Regions from separate parts of the Homo sapiens genome. Here region 1 is linked to region 2. A link is an interaction called in ENCODE POLR2A ChIA-PET data of the cell type or tissue named here. Cell type or tissue: HepG2. All regions are shown on one strand. Each heading gives the region's core, and the rest is flanking DNA. Links, peaks and the distances in the headings are about the cores only.

What was found. Peaks named below come from ENCODE experiments on the same cell type or tissue, not always from the same donor. Only the 100,000 strongest peaks of a DNase experiment are listed, where the experiment ranks them.
Region 1: POLR2A ChIA-PET joins it to region 2 with 5 read pairs; 1 of 35 experiments calls an interaction of 5 or more read pairs at or near these places.

Annotation. Positions count from the first base shown.
Region 1 is chr17:3,729,936-3,746,777 of GRCh38, forward strand. It overlaps ITGAE (integrin subunit alpha E), which reads right to left. Exons shown (of 31, transcript NM_002208.5): 18 at 15,829-15,992; 19 at 13,554-13,682; 20 at 9,870-9,943; 21 at 4,882-5,014; 22 at 2,433-2,531; 23 at 1,169-1,248. Among named protein-coding and RNA genes, the nearest start is that of HASPIN, 14 kb to the left of the region's middle. RefSeq lists an enhancer at 7,860-8,154. In HepG2, for the core only: CTCF peaks have their summits at 2,430 and 4,500; DNase peaks (open chromatin) are centred at 2,476, 3,916 and 4,516; H3K4me3 peaks cover 1,627 bases.
Region 2 is chr17:1,994,730-1,999,729 of GRCh38, forward strand. The region is part of intron 1 of RTN4RL1 (reticulon 4 receptor like 1); the gene reads right to left. Among named protein-coding and RNA genes, the nearest start is that of RTN4RL1-AS1, 20 kb to the right of the region's middle. In HepG2, for the core only: no CTCF peak of the experiment used is centred there; DNase peaks (open chromatin) are centred at 802, 2,752 and 3,452; H3K4me3 peaks cover 3,356 bases; H3K27me3 peaks cover 412 bases.

The sequences.
Region 1 (16,842 bases), core at 1,684-6,683, 1.7 Mb after region 2:
TGTTACATAGGTGAACGTGTGCCATGGTGCTTTGCTGCAGCTGTCAACCCAGCACCTAGTTACTAAGCCCAACACGCATTAGCTATTCTTCCTGAAGCTCTCCCCAACCCTGCCCCTCCCACAGGCCCCAGTGTGTGCTGTTCCCCTCCCTGTGTCCATGTGCTCTCACTGCAGAACAGGTGCTTCTGCACCTGGCTCCCCAGGGTCACTGGGAGTCAGATAAGAAAAGGCTCTCAGAGGCTGGGCGCGGTGGCTCATGCCTGTAATCCCAGTGCTTTGGGAGGCCAAGGCTGGTGGATCACGAGGTCAGGAGTTCAAGACCAGCTTGGCCAAGATGGTGAAACCCCATCTCTACTAAAACTACAAAAATTAGCTGGGCGTGGTGGCGGGCGCCTGTAATCCCAGCTACTCGGGAGGCTGAGGCAGAGAACTGCTTGAACCTGGAGGCAGAGGTTGCAGTGAGCCGAGATCACGCCACAGCACTCCAGCCTGGGCGACAGAGCGAGACTCTGTCTCAAAAAATAAATAAATAAATAAAAGGCTTTCAGAGATAAGCAATTGGAGTTCAGAATTGTCTCTAGAAGACCACACTTAGAAGAATACTGATTTTAAAAGGGCTTCTCAGCCTCCACACTATTGACGTTTTGGGCCAGTTAGTTCTTGGTTGTGGGGGCTGTCCTGTACTGCTCTGCGTGATGTTTGGCAGTATTCCTGGCCTCTACCCACCAGATGTCCTACTGAACACCCCCCTCCCCAAGTCATGGCAATCAAAACAGGCACAGCCTCTGGTGGGCAGAATCACCTCCCTTTGAGAACTCTTCCCAGCAGCGTTCCCCACCTTACCCCCCAACACAGAGGTCTTGCAGGTAACATAGCTATCCCAAGCTATTCCAAAGCTGAGTGAACGAGAACCAGAACTCCAGGGCTCATTCCACCAGGCTGTACCACAGTTTTACTTTGTGTGTGAACAAAAGAACATTTTCATTATCTCTGGTAACAAGAAGAGAAAGTCGAGTCCCTGCAGGGAAACAGATGCCTTCTGTGGGCTCACTGGGGTTTCCTTTCTCCCTGGGCTGTAAGGGGGCCGTTCCTCTCACAGCGTGCATGTGGCAGGGAGATGTCTTCCGGGGTCATAGCCTGACTCTGCTGTGACCCAGGCAGTACTTACTTGGTGACAGTCACAGTGATGTCTGCTGTCCTGTTTGGAAAGGCATTCTCCTCTAGCTGCCAAACGACTGAAACATGAGCCTATTTTAAAGGGGGAAAAATGGTCAGTTGATTCTCTCTATGCCACTCACAATTCAGACCGCTAGCTACTCGTGGAACAGACCTAGGAGACGATTCCTCAGATTTTCACATTCCTCACATTTTTCTAACACAGCATGTTTCCTTTCCCTTCCTTTTTTTTTTTTTTTTTTTTTTTTGAGAGGGAGTCTCGCTCTGTCACCCAGGATGGAGTGCAATGGTGTGATCTCAGCTCACTGCAACCTCTGCCTCCCAGGTTCAAGCAATTCTCCTGCCTCAGCCTCCCAAGTAGCTGGGATTACAGGCACGCACCACCACGCCCAGCTAATTTTTGTATTCTTAGTAGAGACGGGGTTTCACCATGTTGGCCAGGCTGGTCTCGAACTCCTGACCTCAAATGATCCACCCACCTCGGTCTCCCAAAGTGCTGGGATTACAGGCATGAGCCACCGCGCCTGGCCCCGTTATTTCAGTTAAGCCTCAAATACAAATATGGAGTAAGCAAGGCAGGCGGCCTCATTCCCCTTTTACAGGTGAAGAAGCCACTTCAGAGATTTCCCACAGCACAGAGATGACAAGGGACAGATCAGGGTTAATAACTTTTCGTCTTGGCCGGGCATGGTGGCTCATGCCTGTCATCCCAGCACTTTGGGAGGTCGAGGCAGGTGGATCACTTGAGGACAGGAGTTTGAGACCAGCCTGGCCAACATGGTGAAACCCCATCTCTACCAAAAATATTTTAAAAATTAGCCGGGTGTAGTGCTGCACGCCTGTAATCCCAGCTACTCAGGAGGCTGAGGAAGGAGAATCACTTGAACCCGGGAGGCGGAGGTTGCAGTGAGCTGAGACTGTGCCACTGCACTCCAGCCTGGGTGACAGAATGAAACTCCATCTCAAAAACAAACAAACAAAAAAACTTTTTGTCTGACACGCCCTCCATACTACCCACAACTTCACTCTGCTTCACGGAGGTGAGCAGGCAGTTCACCTAGGGCTGTGTACTGGAAAGCTCTCGTCCCCATCACCCCCTACTTTCAGAGCCAGCTTAGCCACTGTAAGCACTGCTGGGGACACACTGCAGTCAAGCGAAGCGCAAAGCTGGAACCGAGAGATTGAGATGAGACCAAGATGCAGAAGACGCCAACTGCAGGGTGGTGAGAAGAGCGAATCAGTCCAAACCGACTCACAGATGACCTCTTGAGGACGGGGTGACCAATCCTGCAGTTCATGATCAGGACAGAAGCAACCGGCTGAGGGTCATCACACTGAATGTTTGGAGAGGGAGGCTGTTAAAAGAGCAGATGACATTCTCTTAAAGAGCCAAACAAAACAAAACAAAAACGTGGTTTCCTCACAGCAATTCAGCAAACATTCACTAATTTTTCTGCCTGTCAGACACCCTGCCAGGAGCTAAAGAAATAAAGTCCACTTGGTCCCTGTCTTCCTCACAAGCCGGACAGGCAGGGTCAGCAGTAGATCCCCGAGGAATTTAAATACAAGGTCGAAGGGGTGCTTCTGTGAGGGAGCTGCAGAGAACAGCAGTGGAGAAATATGAATTCCAACTCGGAGGAATTCGTAAGGTCTTCCTGGGGAAGGAGGCATTTGAGCTGGGCCATGGACTGATGCAAATATAACCCACAGCCTGGCTGGAAGGCCGGCACACACCAGCACTGCCACGTAGCCACCAGGGCTCCCCACCTGGACCCCCGAGGGGCAGGTGATGACTGCAGTGAGTTTTCTTAATTCTCCCAGGGACGGTCCATCCCTAGTTCCCCTCTAGATGCCTAGGAGATTGTTTTTTGCTTTTGTTTTCATTTTTTTGAGATGGAGTTTCACTCTTTCGCCCAAGCTGCAGTGAAGTGGCGCGATCTCGGCTCACTGCAACCTCCACCTCCCGGGTTCAAGCAATTCTCCTGCCTCAGTCTCCCAAGTAGCTGGGATTATAGGTGCCCACCACCACGCCCGGCTAATTTTTTGTATTTTTAATAGAAACAGGGTTTCACCATGTTAGCCAGGCTGGTCTCGAACTCCTGACCTCAAGTGATCCACCCACTTCAGCCTCCCAAAGTGATGGGATTACAGCCGTGAGCCACGGTGCCCGGCCTAGGAGATTGCTTCATTCATATAATGGATACTGTCCTAGCCCAAATAGCCTAAGATGACCGGGGACAAATCTACAGTCCAACAAATTCAAATTTATTGACTCACTGCAATGAGGAAAACTACACTTTGGTTTTGTTTGTTTGTTTGTTTGTTTTTGAGACAGAGTCCTGCTCTGTTGCCCAGGCTGGAGTGCAGTGGCGCAATCTCAGCTCACTCCAATCTCCACCTCCGGGTTCAAGTGATTCTCGTGCCTCAGCCTCCCGAGTAGCTGGGATTACAGGTGTACATCACCACACCTGGCTAATTTTTGTATTTTTAGTAGAGACGGGGTTTTGCCATGTTGGCCAGGCTGGTCTCGAACTCCTGACCTCAGGTGATCCGCCCGCCTCGGCCTCCCAAAGTGCTGGGATTACAGGCATGGGCCACTGCACCCATCCAAAAACTACACTATTGTGTGTATCACTGAACAATGGAAAAGGCGGTTATTAAAGGACTCCAGGGAAGGGTGGAGTTCAGATGAAATGTAAATAAAGTCCTGTTTTGATGGTAAAGCAGGGCTGAGTGTCAAGGAGTCAGTCACCAGCAGGCCAGCCTGTGAATCAGACCCAGGGCCCGCTTCCTGGGAAACCATTAATATGGAGTAGAAAGTTGACAGACACTGTATCTGAAGCTCTCTACCTCAGGTGGAAACAGACTCTTCTCTTGGTCAAAATGACTTACACTCTCCAGGCAAGAGGGATAGGGGTTCATAATTACCGACGTAACTACTTCAAACAGCAAAGTTTTCTTTCTTGTTTTTTCTTTTGAGACAGACTCTTGCTCTGTGGCCCAGGCTGGAGTGCAGTGGCGCAATCTCGGCTCACTGCAAGCTCCGCCTCCCGGGTTCACGCCATTCTCCTGCCTCAGCCTCCCGAGTAGCTGGGACTACAGGCACCCGCCATCGCGCCCAGCTAATTTTTTTTTGTATTTTTAGTAGAGACGGGGTTTCACCGTGTTAGCCAGGATGGTCTCGATCTCCTGACCTCGTGATCCGCCCGTCTCGGCCTCCCAAAGTGCTGGGATTACAGGTGTGAGCCACCGTTCCCGGCCCAAAGTTTTCTGATCTGTGATTTTAGAGAATAAAATTTCTCAGTGCAGTGATACTTGTCAGCCACAGGGTGTCCTCGGGAAACAGACTGTTTCCTAGTATCTGTGTCTGTATCCAGCCTTGGGAATGGCAGGGCAGATTTTCACTTTCCCAGTCTAAGCTAATTTTTACTTTCTCAGTGTCTTAGGGCATTAGACTCACTTCTCTCTCAGAACCCTGGTGAAGAAAGGGCCGCACATAGGGAGGGTGGCACTGCAGCAGAATATGGTGCCTCGGGAGGCATGGAGCCGGACTGGCGGGGATTTATCTAGTTATTAACCATCTGTTGGTTGGACCAGGAGGAGGCTGGAGGCAGGGGTGCCAGTGAGGGGGCCACCACAGAAAAGCAGGCATGCAGCGAGGGAGGGGCGTGAGGGACCTGTTTCCACAGCCACCGTCACAGTCACCTTTTGCATCCTCTTCAACTGCAGGTTTCTGGGGTAATTCAAGGCCATGCTTGTCATGTAGGAATCTTCCCCGGAGTTAGTTAGGTTAATGTTCAGGGTCAGCTCCTTTGTGAGACCCACCACCAACTCCTGCCTGCACAGGGTACAGATAAAAATGTTACAGTTTATTTCATCTGTAAAAACCTCAACGCAATACAATAGGACATTCACCGAGGCTAGAGCGTGGTGCTGTGGTGCAATGATCACGGCTCACCGCAGCCTCCACTTCCTGGGTTCAAGTGATCCTCCCACCTCAGCCTCCCGAGTAGCTGGGACTACAGGTGTTTACCACCATGCCCAGCTAATATTTTTCTTATTTTTATTTTTTTGAGACGGAGTTTCGTTCTTGTTGCCCAGGCTGGAGTGCAATGGCACGATCTCGGCTCACTGCAACCTCCACCTCCCAGGTTCAAGCAATTCTCCCGTCTCAGCCTCCTGAGTAGCTGGGATTACAGGCACGCGCCACCATGCCTGGCTAATTTTGTATTTTTATTAGGGACGGGGTTTCTCCACGTTGGTCAGGCTGGTCTCGAACTCCTGACCTCAGGTGATCCGCCTGCCTCGGCCTCCCAAAGTGCTGGGATTACAGGCGTGAGCCACCCAGCCTGGCCAATGTGCAGCTAATTTTTGTATTTTTTGTAGAGACAGGGTCTCGCCATGTGGAGGCGGGTCTTGAACTCCTGGGCTCAAGTGATCCACCTGCCTTGGCCTCCCACAGTGCTGGGATTACAGGTGTAAGCCACCGCACACAGCCCAGAATAGCACCTTCTTAAGTAACTTCTTAGATAAGTTGCCTAAGGAATACGTTTAGCTTAGACATTCTTCCTCTCAACATAAGCAAACAGCTGGACTGCCACGCCCATCTCAGTTGTTGCATGAGATGACGATAATAGCTGCCCTTTATTTAGTGCTTACCATGTGCCAAGGACTGCGTCTCACACGCTCAACCCTCATAGTAACCCTGTGAAATAGTACAGCTACTCTCCATTTTATAGAAGAGGAAACAGAAGCCAAGACAGGCTAATTACCTGTCATCCCAACACTTTGGGAGGCCGAGGCGGGTAGATCACCTGAGGTCAGGAGTTCAAGACCAGCCTGGCCAAGATGGTGAAACCCCGTCTCTACTAAAAATACAAAAAGTAGCCGGGTGTGGTGGCAGGTGCCTGTAATCCCAGCTACTCGGGAGGCTGAGACAGAGAATTGCTTGAACCCGGTAGGGGGAGTTTGCAGAGGGCTGAGATCACGCCACTATACTCCAGCCTGGGTGACAGCATGAGACTCCATCTCAAAAAAAGAAAAAAAAAATTAGCCAGGTGTGGTGCAGGCACTTGTAATCCCAGCTATTCAGGAGGCTGAGGCAGGAGAATTGCTTGAGCCCGGGAGGCAGAGGTTGCAGTGAGCCATGAGCACACTATTGCACTCCAGCCTGGGCAACAAGAGTGAAACTCTGTCTCAAAATAAATAAATAAATAAATAAAAGGCTAATTAAATGCCTGGAGTCTAGTAGTCCAAAGAATTGAGAGAATTGTACCCAAATCCTCTTTCTACCACCAATTCACTGTGACCCTAGGTGAGGTACTCTATGACACAAATTCATCCATGCCACAATATTTATGGGGCACTGCTGTGCACTGGAGAACAGTGTGCATAAGACATACTGTCCTACCCCGTTTCTTGGCCTCAGCTTCCTACCCACAAAATCATTCAGACCCTTCCCATTAAAAGGCTGTGGTTTAAGACATGGGTCCACATGTCCTGGAAAAGAGGGTCCTGGGGATGTGTGAAAGGGTCCTCCAGAATGCTGAGGTATCACAGGGACCCAGAGTGCAGAACCACTCTCAGTAGCTGAGATTGACAGAAAAACATATTAGCAATACCGAGAAAACTGTTTTCCATCTGAAATGTCCAAAGATGAGATGTGCAGATCTAGGAAGTATGGCCTCCCAAAGTGCTGGGATTACAGGCGTGAGCCACCACGCCCGGCCTAGGAAGTAATGTGAGGTGTGTTTTGTTCCCATTGTTTGGTTTTGGTTTGGTTTTTATCCCAGCTGAGAAGAGGCTGGATTGACTGGAGGGAGAGACAGGAAGCAGAGACAGAGCCTGCTGTCTCCACCCGAGAGATGATACATGCCTGAAATAAGGAAACAGTAGTGGATGCCTGGACACGGTGGCTCACGCCTGTAATCCCAGCACTTTGGGAGGTGAGGCAGGTGGATCACTTGAGGCCAAGAGTTCAAGACCAGCCTGGCCAACATGGTAAAACCCCGTCTCTACTAAAAATACAAAAATTAGCTGAGTGTGGTCACGTGCGCCTGTGATCCCAGCTACACAGGAGGCTGAGGCAGGAGAAGCACTTGAAGCCGGGAGGCGGAGGTTGCAGTGAGCCAAGATCGCGCCACTGCACTCCTGCCTGGGTGACAGAGTGAGACCCTGTCTCAAAAGAAGAAGAAGAAGAAAAAAGACAACAGTAGTGGAGAAGGAAAGAAGTCAGAGACAGTAAAGCAAATGAAACGAAAAAGAGGCAGGGGAGGGGGGACAGAGGAGTTAAGGGCAAGTTCTGAGTTTCTAGCTCAGGTGGCTGAGTGGTGCCGGTGGCTGAGTGGTGCCGGTGGCTGAGTGGTGCCATTGACTGAGGGAGGTAACATGGGAGGAAGACCCAAGGGTGGAAGAAGATGCGTTCAATCGGGGACATGACAAGAGGTGCATATAGGATAACAAAGCAGAGATGCTGACATGTCAGCTGGACACACATCTTAGAGCTCAGGCGTGAGACCTCAGTGTCATCAGAATATTAACAGCGTTGCCTAATCTGAGGCCTAGGGACCGTCTCAGAGGGCCCGGAATGCCAAAATTTATGTATGCACATGTGATCTTCTAAGGAGAGGGGTCTGTAGTCTTCATTAGATTCTTTTGGGGATCTATGTCCTCAGGTCAAAAACCACTGAGACAGCTGGACACCGACGACCAGGCTCACTAGCGTTTTTGAAAGAGAAGCGTTTGCTTGCTATGTACACTAGGGGGCGATGTAGGGCAAGCCATGCGTGCTGTATCTCTACTACCCCCAGTAGCTGGCTGGGAGGTTGGTTCTTGGCTGTAATTAATTCCCTGCTGGAAACAGCTGTGCCTGCTTGTTAGCCTGGATTCCAGAGCATTTGAAAGTCTTCAATTGGTCCTGCAAATGTCTATGAAAGGGCTGACCAGGACTTGGGGAACTGCGTTCTTCCCCATATACGGCAACTCCAGCCAGCTGGCCAACAGAATCACAATACATACACAACACTAGTCGCCAAGGACGCTTGTTTGTTTTGTTTTGTTACCCTCCCCCCCTCCCCGTTTTTGGAGTCTTGCTCTGTCACCCAGGCTGGAGTGCAGTGGAGCGATCTCGGCTCACTGCACCCTCCGCCTCCCGAGTTTGAGCGATTCTCCTGCCTCAGCCTGCCCAGTAGCTGTGATTACAGGCGCCCACCACCATGCCCAGCTAATTTTTGTATTTTTAGTAGAGACGGGGTTTTACCATGTTGACCAGGCTTGTCTCAAACTCCTGACCTCATGATCCGCCTACCTCTGCCTCCCAAAGTGCTGGGATTACAGGCATGAGCCACCGCGCCCGGCCTGGGGGGCATTCTAAGACCACTACATGTCTAAACCCACACTCATGTGCTTGGCAACACTGTCATTCTGGAATTCAGTGTGGTCCAATAGAACGTCTGCAGCGATGGAGACAGGCGGTATCTGCGCTGCCCAACACCACCAGCCACAGGCGGCCACTGAGTCTTTGAAGTGTGGCTAATGTGACTGAGGAACAAAATGTTTCATTGTGATTAATTTTAACTCATGTACATGTAAACAGCTAAGCGTGGCTGGTGTGTTGGACAGTGCAGTGCCGCATGCTGGGGCTGTGGCCCTCTTTCCTCCCTCCGCCTCCATTCTGTCAGCACGTGCTACGTATGAGCTGTCACTTTAAACTGTTACTCCCGTCATGGCCCAGCCCACACCGCCTCTCACCTGAGTGGTTACAAAGGGAGCAAGTGCCGCTTCTCTTCTCAGCTAAGCAGCAAGAAGGATCCTGCTAAGCTGCATGAGTGTGTCACTCCTCTGACTTCCCAGCTCACAGCAAAAGCCCTTCTGAGGGCTTAAGAAGCCCCATGGCCTCTTCCCCCTTCCTCCCCTTCCCTCATTACACCCCGCCCCACTCCACTGCAGCCACTAGCTCCTCACCCTGCCCCCCACCCACCAGGCAGGCTTCCAACCCAGGGTACCTGCAGCTGCTCTTCCCTTAGACACCCAACCACATAGCTCGTTCCCCTACCTCCTCCAGTGTGTGCCAAAGTGTCACCCTCCGTGACCACCCCATTGAAAACTTCAGCATCAGCTGCCACCCAACACTCCTTCCCACCTTCCCTGTGTCTTCAACGTTCATCTCATCAACATGGAATTTACCTACTTACCATCTTCTCCCCCTAAGAGCACCAGGAGGGCAGGGATTTTTGTCTGTGTTGTTCACAGAAGTATCCCCAGCACCTAGAGTGCTTGGCACAAAGTAGATGGTCCAGAAATATTTGATTGATTAGTTAATTTGGCCAAGAGGTGGGCCGGGAAAGAGGTTACCTCTAACTGAGGTAGAGGTCAGCCTGGCTGTGAAGAACGCTGGGTTCTGAATATAGCATTGTCCGGGATGTCAAGAGACCCAGGTTCAAGTCCACCAAATGGCCTATGCAGGGCCCTCGGCGACTGAGTCTGCTTCCTAATCTAGAAAGTGGGAAGACAGATCTCTGTCTTGCCTCCCTTCTGGGGTAGCTGAGGACATATTGAGATAATAAGTGCAGAAGCCATTTGTGGGCCACGGGGAGAGGGGAAGGGGATGTGCAGGGTGTCCTAATGAAGGAATTGCCCAGGCAAGCGTTCGGGAGAAGGTTAATCGAGGAAACTGACGGCTATGTCCAACTCACTGAGAGACGGTGGTGGCCAACTGTAATTCTGCGACACAAAACAGCTTATTCTTGCAGGCCTTCTCATAGGGCAGCTGTAACCAGACAGAGAGTCCCGATCAGCCCAGGCTCCGCCTTCCCCAGCAGCCCTGCCTCCGGCTCTTCTCCTTATAGGAAGTTTTGGGCTGTGCCTCCTGCTCACCCTGAGAAGTGCAGTTACAGGGAGGTGAGGGGTGCAGGCTGGGATTGTCCCCGAAGAGCAGGGACTGTGACATTCCTGGGTGACATTCCTGGATCTGTCCTATAACATGGGCACACTGTGACCCAGTCCTTTGACCAAGGTAAAAACTGGGGTGACCTTCACGGAATGTTAGGGGTGCCCATGACATTTACATCATGCGAATTCAGCAGCAACACACAGCTCACGACTTTGAGCATTCAGGGAGCAGACACCTACGCGAAGAGAAGCTTCCTTAGTCCTTTCGGATATAGGCAGAACAGCCCGGGCAGGAGTGGGGGATGCCTAGCCAAATATCGTCAAGGTCCAGGCCTTGGAGGTTCCTTCCTCATGGCTAGTCATCTGTTTTTTCGGTTGTTTGTTTGTTTGTTTTCAGATGGAGTCTCGCTCTGTCATCCAGGCTGGAGTGCAATGGCGCGATCTCGGCTCACTGCCATCTCTGCCTCCCGGATTCAAGCGATTCTCCTGCCTCAGCCTCCCAAGTAGCTGGGATTACAGGCATGTGCCACCACGCCTGGCTAACTTTGTATTTTTATTAGAGAAAGGGTTTCGCCATGTTGACCAGGTTGGTCTCAAACTCCTGACCTCAGGTCATCCACCCACCTTGGCCTTCCAAAGTGTTGGGATTACAGGTGTGAGCCACCGCGCCCGGCCTGGCTAGTCGTCTCTGTAAGCTAACTATTTCCCTTGCCTACACATAATCGACTAATTCTGAAAGCCACATTTCAAAAGGCCCCATGGAGGTTGAAAAGCTCCAGTTCGTGTTTTTAAAAATTCCAGTGTTCTAAAGTAGCTGGGTCTGTTTTTGTATTATGAAGGAAGGCAGCCAGCTCCTCGGCTGGAGAGCCTCTGCACTTCGCACTTCTCTCCCGGTGGCCACCTCGGCAGCTGTCTGCAGGTCTGTTCCCACGGCCTAGAGGGGGAATGACAGCCCAGGGCTTGAAAGGGAACTTTCTACTTCCTGCGGAAGGGGGATGCCATTTGCAGAAGTCAAAGCGTGGCGCTCTCTCTAAGTGGGTCAACAGTTTCATGCAGGGTTTTTTGTTGTATTTTTTTTTTTTTTTTTTTTTTTTTGAGACGGAGTCTCGCTCTGTCGCCCAGGCTGGAGTGCAGTGGCGCAATCTCCGCTCACTGCAAGCTCCGCCTCCCGGGTTCACGCCATTCTCCTGCCTCAGACTCCCGAGTAGCTGGGACTACAGCTGCCCGCCACCACGCCCAGCTAATTTTTTTTTTTTTTTTGTATTTTTAGTAGAGACGGGGTTTCACTGTGTTAGCCAGGATGGTCTCGATCTCCTGACCTCATGATCCGCCAGCCTCGGCCTCCCAAAGTGCTGGGATTACAGGCGTGAGCCCCCGCGCCCGGCCTTTTGTTGTATTTTTAATATAGCCACATAGCCTGATCTCTTCCACCCAGCCCCAGTGAAAGAGAATGGGGTTAAGCCATCTAAACTCCCAGCCAGAACGCACTCTCTGGTAACACCGATGTGCCTAATACCACGTGGTTTTTTCCTCACCCATTTTATACGGGGAATAACTTTTTAAAAATCTCTTTGCCATAGCATAATAGTCATCACTGGTTAAGGAAAGACACATAAAGAGATGTTAAGCAGGATACAATCGCAAGGCATCTCACCATAAAATGAGACGTGCTTATTAATGACACAGGCAAACAGCACTAGGAATGGACAAGTCCACATTAGGTGCCTCCTGAGATGGTGTACTGAGAAGGACACACTTTACTTCTGTGATATTCCTGACAAAAATGCATAACCTGGCCAGGCATGGTGGCTCACGTCTGTAATCCCAGCACTTTGGGAGGCCGAGGAGGGTAGATCACCTGAGGTCAGGTGTTCAAGACCAGCCTGGCCAACATAGTGAAACCCCGTCTCTACTAAAAGTACAAAAATTAGCCGAGCATGGTGATACATGCCTGTAATCCCAGCTACTCGGGAGGCTGAGGCAGGAGAATTGCTTGAACTTGGGAGGCAGAGGTTGCAGTGAGCCGAGATCACGCCATTGCACTCCAGCCTGGGCAACAAGGGCGAAACTCTGTCTCAAAAACAAAACAAAAATGTATAACCTGAATCTAATTATGAAGAAATATCAGACAAATTGAGGAACATTCTACAAAAGGACTGGCCTGTACCCTTCAAAAATGTTAATGTCATTAAAAGACAAGGGAAGACTGAGTGAGAAACCCTTCCAGATTAAAGGAGACTAAAGATAAATAACTGTAGAACGCTATGAATGATCCTGGACCAGAACCTTTTTTTTCTTTTGCTATAAAGGACATTAATAGGACAACTGGCAAAATTTGAATAAAGTTTGTAAATTAGATAATAGTATTTTATCAATGTGAATTTCCTGATTTTGATTATTGTACTATGTTAAGACAATGCCTTTGTTTTTAGGAAATATATATTGAAGGTTTGTGGTTTTTTTTTTTTTTTTGAGACGGAGTCTTTCTCTGTCACTCAGGCTGGAGTGCAGTGGCACGATCTCGGTTCACTGCAACCACTGTCTCCCGGGGTCAAGCAATTCTCCTGCCTCAGCCTCCTGAGTAGCTGGAACTACAGGCATGCACCACCACACTGGGCTAATCTTTGTATTTTTTAAAATTTATTTTATTTTTTATTTTTTTGAGATGGAGTCTCGCTCTGTTGCCTAGGCTGGAGTGCAATGGCACGGCCTTGGCTCACTGGAACCTCTGCCTCCTGGGCAAAGGATTCAAATGATTCTCCTGCCTCAGCCTCCCTAGTAGCTGGGACTACAGGCCCATGCCACCACACCCGGCCAATTTTTGTATTTTTAGTAGAGACAGGGTTTCACCATCTTGGCCAGGCTGGTATCGAACTCCTGACCTCAGGTGATCCACCTGCCTCAACCTCCCAAAGTGTTGGGATTACAGGCATCAGCCAGGGCGCCCGGCTGACAAAAGTTTCTTATGACACTACCCGCCTGTCTAAGCTGCACTGATGGGCACCAGGAGGAGAGGCTAGGATACAGGTTTGGTGGGGCCATTCAGCCTGAAGGCCCTGGCAGGGCATGAACAGGCAGGTGTGCCAAAGGGCATCCTCTCTGCAGTGCAAGACACGACAGCTCCAGTCTAGCTCCCACAAGGAACCCCCATCACAGCGTCATCAGAGCCGCTTGCCAAGTGAGGTCCCCAGGATGCAATGTATGCATGTGCCTCATGAAAGATGTAGCAAGTGCTTTTGTGAACATAAAGACATAAAGGAACAAGCCCCAGGGGCAGATGGAGACCTGCGTTACCCATGAGTCCTCACTCACGGGGACACATTAACACCATCTCAGGGACTCAGTTTCACCATGAGTACGGTGAGGGGCCCAAATGCCGTCTGAAGACATTGCCTCCCAACTCCACCATTCTTGGAAGTTAGGGGAGCAGGTGGTTTCTGTGGGATAGGCTCTTAAGAGGGCTGGGTACTGGCTGTGGGTAGAGTCACCTGGAAGATGGCAAAGGGCTCAGTGTAGCGGTCCAGGATGGGCTGGGGATGGTCCGTCTGTCCCTCAGGGGTCTGGAGCTGGTAGCTGACTTTGACACTGGCATTGGAGAAGCAGTCCTCCTCACAGAGCTGTGGGGTCACCACGGAAGGCAGGGTTAGAGTTGGATGTGGGGGAGAAGATGACAACAATAATGCTTTTTTTCTTTTTCTTTTTTTCTTTTTTTTTTTTTTTGAGATGGAGTCTTGCTCTGTTGCCCAGGCTGGAGTGCAGTGGCGTGATCTCGGCTCACTGCAACCTCCGCCTCCCGGGTTCAAGCGATTCTCCTACCTCAGCCGCCCGAGTAGCTGGGATGACAGGTGTGTGCTACCACGCCTGGCTAATTTTTGTATTTTTAGTAGAGACAGGGTTTCGCCATGTTGGTCAGGCTGGTCTCGAACTCCTGACCTCAAGTGATCCACCCGCCTCAGCCTCCCAAAATGCTGGGATTATAGGCGTAAGCCACCGCGCCCGGCCTCTTTTCTTTTTTTTTTTTTTTAAGATAAGGTCTCACTCACTCTGTCACCCAGTCTGGAGGGCAGCAGCACCATGATGGCTCACTGCAGCCTCAACCACCTGGGCTCAAGCAATTCACCCACCTTGGCCTCCCAAAGTGCTGGGATTTCCAAATATGAGCCACCGCACCTTGCAAGAATACTTTCTACTTTGATGTCATCATAAGAAGAAATAAACAATAAAAGTGGTGAGTCAGAAGTCCTAAGCATCTTCCAAATAAGCCAGGCTGAAGGGACACGTCCTTCAAGCAAGCTGCCAAGTGCTTTGGGAAAAATCTCCTTCATTCTACTACGGTTTTGTGTCTATAGCTGCTATGGTTCTTATCCCAGTCACAAAGGGGTAAAGAACTGGCTCAGACAGAAGGGAAGAGTCACAGCCACACCTGGGTTTATCAAGTTCTTTCTCTTTTTTTTTTTTTTTTTTGAGATGGAGTCTCGCTCTGTCGCCCAGGCTGGAGTGCAGTGGCTCGATCTTGGCTCTCTGCAACCTCTGCCTCTTAGGTTCAAGGTTCTCCTGCCTCAGTCTCCCAAGTAGCTGGGACTACAGGTGCATGCCACCACGCCTGGCTAATTTTTGTATTTTTTTTTAGTAGAGACAGGGTTTTACCACATTGGTCAGGCCGGTCTCGAACTCCTGACTTCAGGTGATCCTCCCACCTCGGCCTCCCAAAGTGCTGGGATTAGAGGCGTGAGCCACTGCGCCCAACCAACCAAGATCTTTCTCAAAGCAACATGGAGGACATATTAGAGAGGTAAGAGAGAAGATAAGGAGATTGCTTAGCATACCATTTGCCACTCTCTTTGTTTAAATAAGCCTTTCTGCCCCTATAAGAGCCTCAAGCCCATGGGAGAAAGTGAGCATGATTCTCTGGTAGAGAATGTGATTAAGCCTTTATTTAAGGAAGGCTGTAGACTTTAATCCAATTAACAATCACTTTGGGGGTAAATGTGTATTCAGAAGAAGAATTCATGCATTTGTTTATTGGAATAAACGATCCATATAGATCCAAAGTTCGAGATCCTGTCAGGGTTTGAGTCCCGACATACTTTTTTTACCCCATGTCTCTGGGCACCTTTGCCAGGAGTAAACCTTTCTAGATGGTCGTTTCTATCTTTTTATTCTTCCTTTTAGTTGTTCACTTTTTTGATGCCAACTGACATTCAGGCCCTCGGTCCTAGTTATTATCAGGTGAGGTCTGATAACGCATGCCAAGAACACTGGCATTCCTGAGTTATTACCAAGAAAAACGTCAGCAATGACAGCATCTCCATCTTCCGTGCCATTACGTGGTTCTTGATTTATTATTATTATTATTTTGAGATGGAGTCTTGCTCTTGTTGGCCAGGCTGGAGTACAGTGGCATGATTTCGGCTCACTGCAACCTCCCTCCCCTGGATTCCAGCGATTCTCCTGCCTCAGCCTCCCGAGTAGCTGGGATTACAGGCACCCGCCATCACGCCCGGCTAATTTTTGTGTTTTTAGTGGAGACAGGGTTTCACCGTGTTGGCCCGGCTGGTCTCGAACTCCTGACCTCAAGTGATCCCCCCGCCTTGGCCTCCCAAAGTGCTGGGATGACAGGCGTGAGCCACCGTGCCTGGCCTGTTATGATTATTTTAATCACCTCATTTGTAGGTCTGGGTATGTGCCCTTCACTGCATCACCTCAAATCCTTTCTCAATGACAAAGACCCCTCCTGACTCCCATCCAAACTCCGTCACTTACCTCTCCCTCTGTGGGCATGAGCAGGAGGTCCTCACAAAGCTGGGATCCGCTGCTCCACTCCCTCAGGCAGCCCAGACAGCTTCTTACGTCTGAACACTGCAGCCGTCTCCTCTGCTTCCCCACATCCACATCCAGCGTGAAGTTGAGAAGTGCCTCGCGGAGGCCTGGGAATGAAGACCAGACCTTCCCGATGAGGTGGGGATGAGCCAGCCGCAGACAGAAGGCCCCCAGCCTGCCTGAGGTTCCTTGTGGCCCCTCCTGAACAGTGTCCCCATGCAGGTACTTCCCTGCGGCTGGACTCCTGCGTCGGTTTTTCAAAGATATTTTTCTCACCGTCTTCTGACACCTGACCAGGGTCTCTGAGTGCTCCCGCCCCAAACCCGGAGCAGCACATTCCCAGGACTGAGTCAGCCTTCTTTAGGGAAGGAGGGCTCGGGAAGGGGATCGAGATTGAAGAAGAAAATAAGGAGGAAGAGAGACAACAAAGAGAATGGAGAGGGAAAGAGGGACTCTGCGGAGAAAAACCCCAGGACGGCACAGCTGGAAGCACCGTGGAGATCCCGGGGCCGCCTCTCTTACTGTACAGAACAGAACCAGCTCAGCTAGGGAGAGACACTTGCCCAGCATCGCACAGCCCATCGAGCTCTGTGTCCTGGAAGGGACAGGTCTGTTATTTTCTTTTTTTTTTCTTTTTTCTTTTTTTTTTTCCTTTGAGACAGAGTCTCGCTGTCACCCAGGCTGGAGTGCAGCGGCGCGATCTTGGCTCACTGCAAGCTCCGCCTCCCGGGTTCACACCATTCTCCTGCCTCAGCCTCCCCCGTAGCTGGGACTACAGGCGCCCGCCACCACACCTGGCTAATTTTTTGTATTTTGTTTAGTGGAGACGGCGTTTCACCATGTTAGCCAGGATGGTCTCGATCTCCTGACCTTGTGATCCACCCGCCTCGGCCTCCCAAAGTGCTGGGACTACAGGCATCTGTCACCACACCTGGCTAATTTTTGTATTTTTAGTAG
Region 2 (5,000 bases), core at 1-5,000:
TTCCTTCTCTAGGAAAGGGGATAATACACGCTTGCGTTGGGGGAAAGGTGGTTAAAAAGGAGGCTTATAAAGATTAAATGACGGCCAGGTGCAGTGGCTCATACCTGCATATAATCCCAGTACTTTGGGAAGCCGAGGTGGGAGGACTGCTTGAAGCCAGGAGTTCAAGACCAACCTGGCCAACATAGTAAGACCCCATCTCTAAAAAAAAAAAAAAATCATGAAATGAGATGACAGAGGCTGTCAACAGATGGCCAGAAATACTCCCAAGGCCCTGTGTCTGGAGCATGTGGTTCCCCTGTGCTTACAGGGGCCCTGGGACCATGCTCAGAGCCCACAGTGATGGAATGAGCCTCTCAGGCCCCAGCAGCCCACTGAGCTCTCACTGCAAAAGGTAGGCATGGGGCCGAGTGCAGGGGCTCACACCTGTAATCCCAGCACTTTGGGAGGCCAAGGGAGGCCAAGGCGGGTGGATCACCTGAGGACAGGAGTTTGAGACCGGCCTGGCCAACATGGTGAAACACCGTCTCTACTAAAAATACAAAAATTAGCCGGGCATGGTGGTAGGTGCCTGTAACCCCAGCTACTCGGGAAGCTGAGGCAGGAAAATCACTTAAACTCGGGAGGCGGAGGTTGCAGTGAGCCGAGATTGCGCCATTGCACTACAGCCTGGGTGACAAGAGTGAAACTCTGTCTCAAAAAAAAAAAAAAAAAAAAGATAGGCATGGCAGGGGAACCTCTACAGCCAGGAGGGCCTAAGCTTGGCTCTGGAAAGACCTTTGTCCTTTGCTCACTCTCCTCGTCCTTACAGGCTCATACCCCAGATGAGGGAGCTGACTCTCACTGTCGCCGGAAGTCCCACCTGCCAGAAGGCGTAGAACAACATGGTTCTGCCTGGCACTGCGTGCTGAAGAAATACCCCTGGATCATTATCATCCCCCTCAGATGGCTCGCTGCAAGATCTACCATCAAAGGTAAACAAGTCCTTATCTTCTTGCTAATTGGTTCGAATCGATTGACTTTATAAGTGGGTCTAATGTGCAACTGGTGAGAGATGGCCTATGTGCCGAGCAACCCATGCACTTAACTAGCTGTCGCTCAAGCACGGAACAAGGCATATTAACCCAAATTTCTCAGACCGCCTTCTCCTGAGAGGCTGCAGAGCCAGCGTCTCCCCTGTTGGGCTCATATTTGCTGGGTCAACAGGCCCGCTTAGAGGCACCTGGATGCTGTTAGGCGGGTGGCGATAACACTGGTGTAGGTTCCTTGGCGAGGTGAGGGCGTGCTGAGCCTGTGACAAGCATCCCTGGGCCCTGCCCTGCCCTGGCTCAGGCTGCCTGGCAGGAGAAGGGACTGAATCCCAAGTGTTGGCAGGGGAGGAGCAGGAAGGCAATTTTCCCGGTACTCTCATCATCTGCCTTCCATGTGCCTTTTGATGTGTTTCCTTACTCGGCTTTCTCCCAGGAAAGCTTGAATCTGTCTCATTGAACCCATCTCTGAGGCCAGGTCACTGCTGCTTTCCAGGTGAGAGCTGATGTTCAGTCTTTTATCACTGCCAGTGTCTGAAATAGTCCAGAAACTGGTAAAGACAACAGACACCAGGAGATGACCTAAAAATCTTGGGCAGAGTACGGGTGAACAGCAGCTCTCCCCACCTCCCCTCCCCCCCGGCCCAAGGTCCCCCTGCAGAGGGCTGGCTGCTGCCCTCCCCCTGAGAAGCGGCCAGCTACCCCCAACTTTTTTCTGCTCTATTAATAAACCTCAGCTGAGATCCTTGTGACCCCCCTCTTCCGGATGTGATCCTCGCTGCCTTGCCTTATCAGCCTTGCTTTTCACAAGCTCTTAAATTCATGAGAAAAGGGAAAAAGTGAAATCAGATAGAAATGCAGGTCTGTTTGCTGTTTTCTCCAATGAAATGGTTCTGGGTAAACAGCAGACGCCTTTGATGAAATCCCAGCAGGCTTAAACAATAAAGCTGGTTACAAACTCAATCTGGCGGAGATATCAGATCTGAAATTGTTTCAAAAAACATGTCAACATTTTCTAATGCTCCTAAAAAAAACCTTCCTGGGCTGCCCACTGTGGAGTCTGGGTCTCGGAGACAGGACGGGGGCCACCCCAGCCTCTGCCCAGGCCAGCTGGGACTCTGTGCACAAAGAACCCAGGAGCAGGCTATTCCTGGTTGCTGGGGGCCCTGCCAGCTGCAGATGTGTAAATGGCCACTTCAGTCATAACCCAAGCCAGGCAGGGGACCAGCCACCCTTGTGTACACCACTGCACCATCCCCCGCAACCAACCTGGCCTCCCCGCCTTCCCCCTTAACTATCTTCCATTCTCCACACTGCAGCCAGCAGAGGCTTTTAAAAATGTAAATCAGATCATGTCATTCCTTTGCTTAAAACCTCTAATGCATTCACACTGCACTTAGAACAAAATCCAAACTCCTCCGTGGCCCACGAGACCTTCAGGGATCTGCCGCTCACTACCTGCTTCTTCACTCACGACAATCAACCTCACTGGCCTTCCTCGCAAATTATTTCCTGCCTCTGGGCCTTTGCACTTCCTACAGACTTTGTCTGGGATGCTTTTTCCCCAACCCATCGTCCTCAGCCAGCTCCAGGACCAGCCCAGCTGATGTGGCTCCTCTCCCGGCCAAGTACAATATCACATTAACAGTTTTATTCTCTACACTGAGTCCAACCACGATCTGAAATCATCGCATGTGTTTACTTATTAACTGTCGCTCTCTGGAATGCGATCCCTCTGCAGGTCTGAACTTGTCTGTCTGGTAGTCGACAAGTATGACTGGCCCATAGTAGGTGCTCAATCATAAACCACTGCATGAATGAGCAGTGAGGATGTCACCGTCCCCTCTAGGTATTCCCCAGGCAATGCCCAGGAAATCGGGAGCACCACCAGCACACTAAGGTATCCTACTCCAAGGTACAGGAACACCTCGCCAGCCTCCCTCTAGGGCACCCCTAGCTGCCCCTGCCCCACCCAGGCCTCATCCAAGCCCCTGCTGGCTTTAAACCACTAGGACTCGGAGGTCAGGCCTGAGCCGGGGCTGGGAGGTCCCCGCCCCCTTCACAGCCCTCCTACTCGGGCCTGCATCCCCGCAGACCCCCGACCCCAGCTGACGCCCTCTGAGAAGGGAGGTGACAAGGGCAGGCCGGCAGGGGCCGGCGCGCTCCTCGCAGGCCTTCTGGGGAAAGCGTGGGCGCAGGTGCCTTCGGTTGGGCTCCTGGGTCTGGGGCCTGGGGGCGGGCAGCGATGTCCCCCTCAGGGTGCCGGGCGCCCCACCCCCACCCCCGCCTCCGCCCCAGGCCGCGATCGATCCCGGCCTCTCCCGGCCTCATTACCGAGGGAGAGCTGCCGGGGCTGGCAGGGGAGCCAGACGGCGGCGGAGGGGGCGGGGAGGCCTCCTTGGCTCCCTGGCCCGGATTAAATATTTACTATGTTTTGTTTGGCCTTTGGGGGAGGGGCGGGGAGGGCTGTCGCATTGATCCGGAGCTGCAGGGCGAGGGCGGTGCCCAGACCCGGCGCCCCAAGGCCTCCCGCAGGCCGACCCGAGCCGAGCGCGCCCTTTGGGCACCGGCCCCGCCCGGGAGGGTCTTCTCGCTCTAGAGCCGGGGGCCCGCGCTGAGAGATCGGGGTTACCGCGCGGGGAGCCGCGGCCGCGCTGGGATCCGTTCCCTCTCGCGGGAGCCGCCGGCCGGGGATCTGCGCACCCCACGCGCCCCGCTCGGGTCGGGCCTCCCCTCCCCGCGGCTGCCCCCGGGCCGGCCACCGCTGCCCAGCGCGCAGGTCCCTGCCGGATCCCCGGCGGCTTTCCTGCCCCCACTTTACAGACGTGAACGCTGAGGCGGAGGGTGGGGGACGTGGGGCCGGCTCGCCTCCTCCTGGGCTCGCCGGGATGTGGCCTCCGAGGTCGCCGCGGCGCTTTCCTGCCCAAGCTGGCGCTGCCGGAGCGCCCGGGCCCCGCTCCCCTCACGGGCCTCGCAGCACAGACGGGGACAGGGGCGGCCTCGCGCGCACGGGGACCCCGGGGTGGGGGTGGGGGTGGGGCTCTGCGAGGGCCCTAAAAACGCTGGGGACGCGGGTTTGACGCACTTTCCCGGCAGCCGAAGACGACCCCGGAGCCCCTTTATTCTCTACGCGCTCATCCCACGCGCAGAACAGACACAGGCCCTGCCCTCACCGAGGGTTCCAGTCGGCTGTGCACAACTGAAGAGCTGCTCCCCCTTCCCTGCACGATGCCATCCTCTCACACACAGGGCGGGGACCACTCCACAGCCCCTTACAGCGATGTTCACTCGCCCCAGAGAGCTGCTCACGCCAGTCTACACCAGACACATGCGCGATCACACACACACACACACACACACGCTGCACTGAATGTGTGCTCATCATACACACACACACACACACACACCGGCCGGGCGCGGTGGCTCACGGCTGTAATCTCAGCACTTTGGGAGGCGGAGGCGGGCGGATCACGAGATCAAGAGTTGGAGACCATCCTGGCCAACATGGTGAAACCCCGTCTCTACCAAGAATACAAAAATTAGCCGGGCGTGGTGGCGCGCGCCTGTGATCCCAGCTACTCGGGAGGCTGAGGCAGGAGAATCACTTGAACCCGGGAGGAGGAGATTGCAGTGAACCGAGATCGCGCCACTGCACTCCAGCCTGAGCAACAGAGCAAGACTCCGTCTCGAAAAAAATAAAACACACACACACACACACACATGAACTGCCCCATCCCTATCCACGTATGTGCACATGCAGCTCCCAACACCCATACACAAAGAGCTGTTCACCCACTGCCACCCTGTACATGTCGGTGTACACACAAGCACACACGTACACAGAACATCCAGCCTCTTCTTCCTGTCCCTGCACACATGCACAAATACACACTGCAGTGCCCACTCCCTATACATGCCCCCCCCACACACACACGCACAGGCACACACACTCTTGCGTGCTGACTGCAGGCG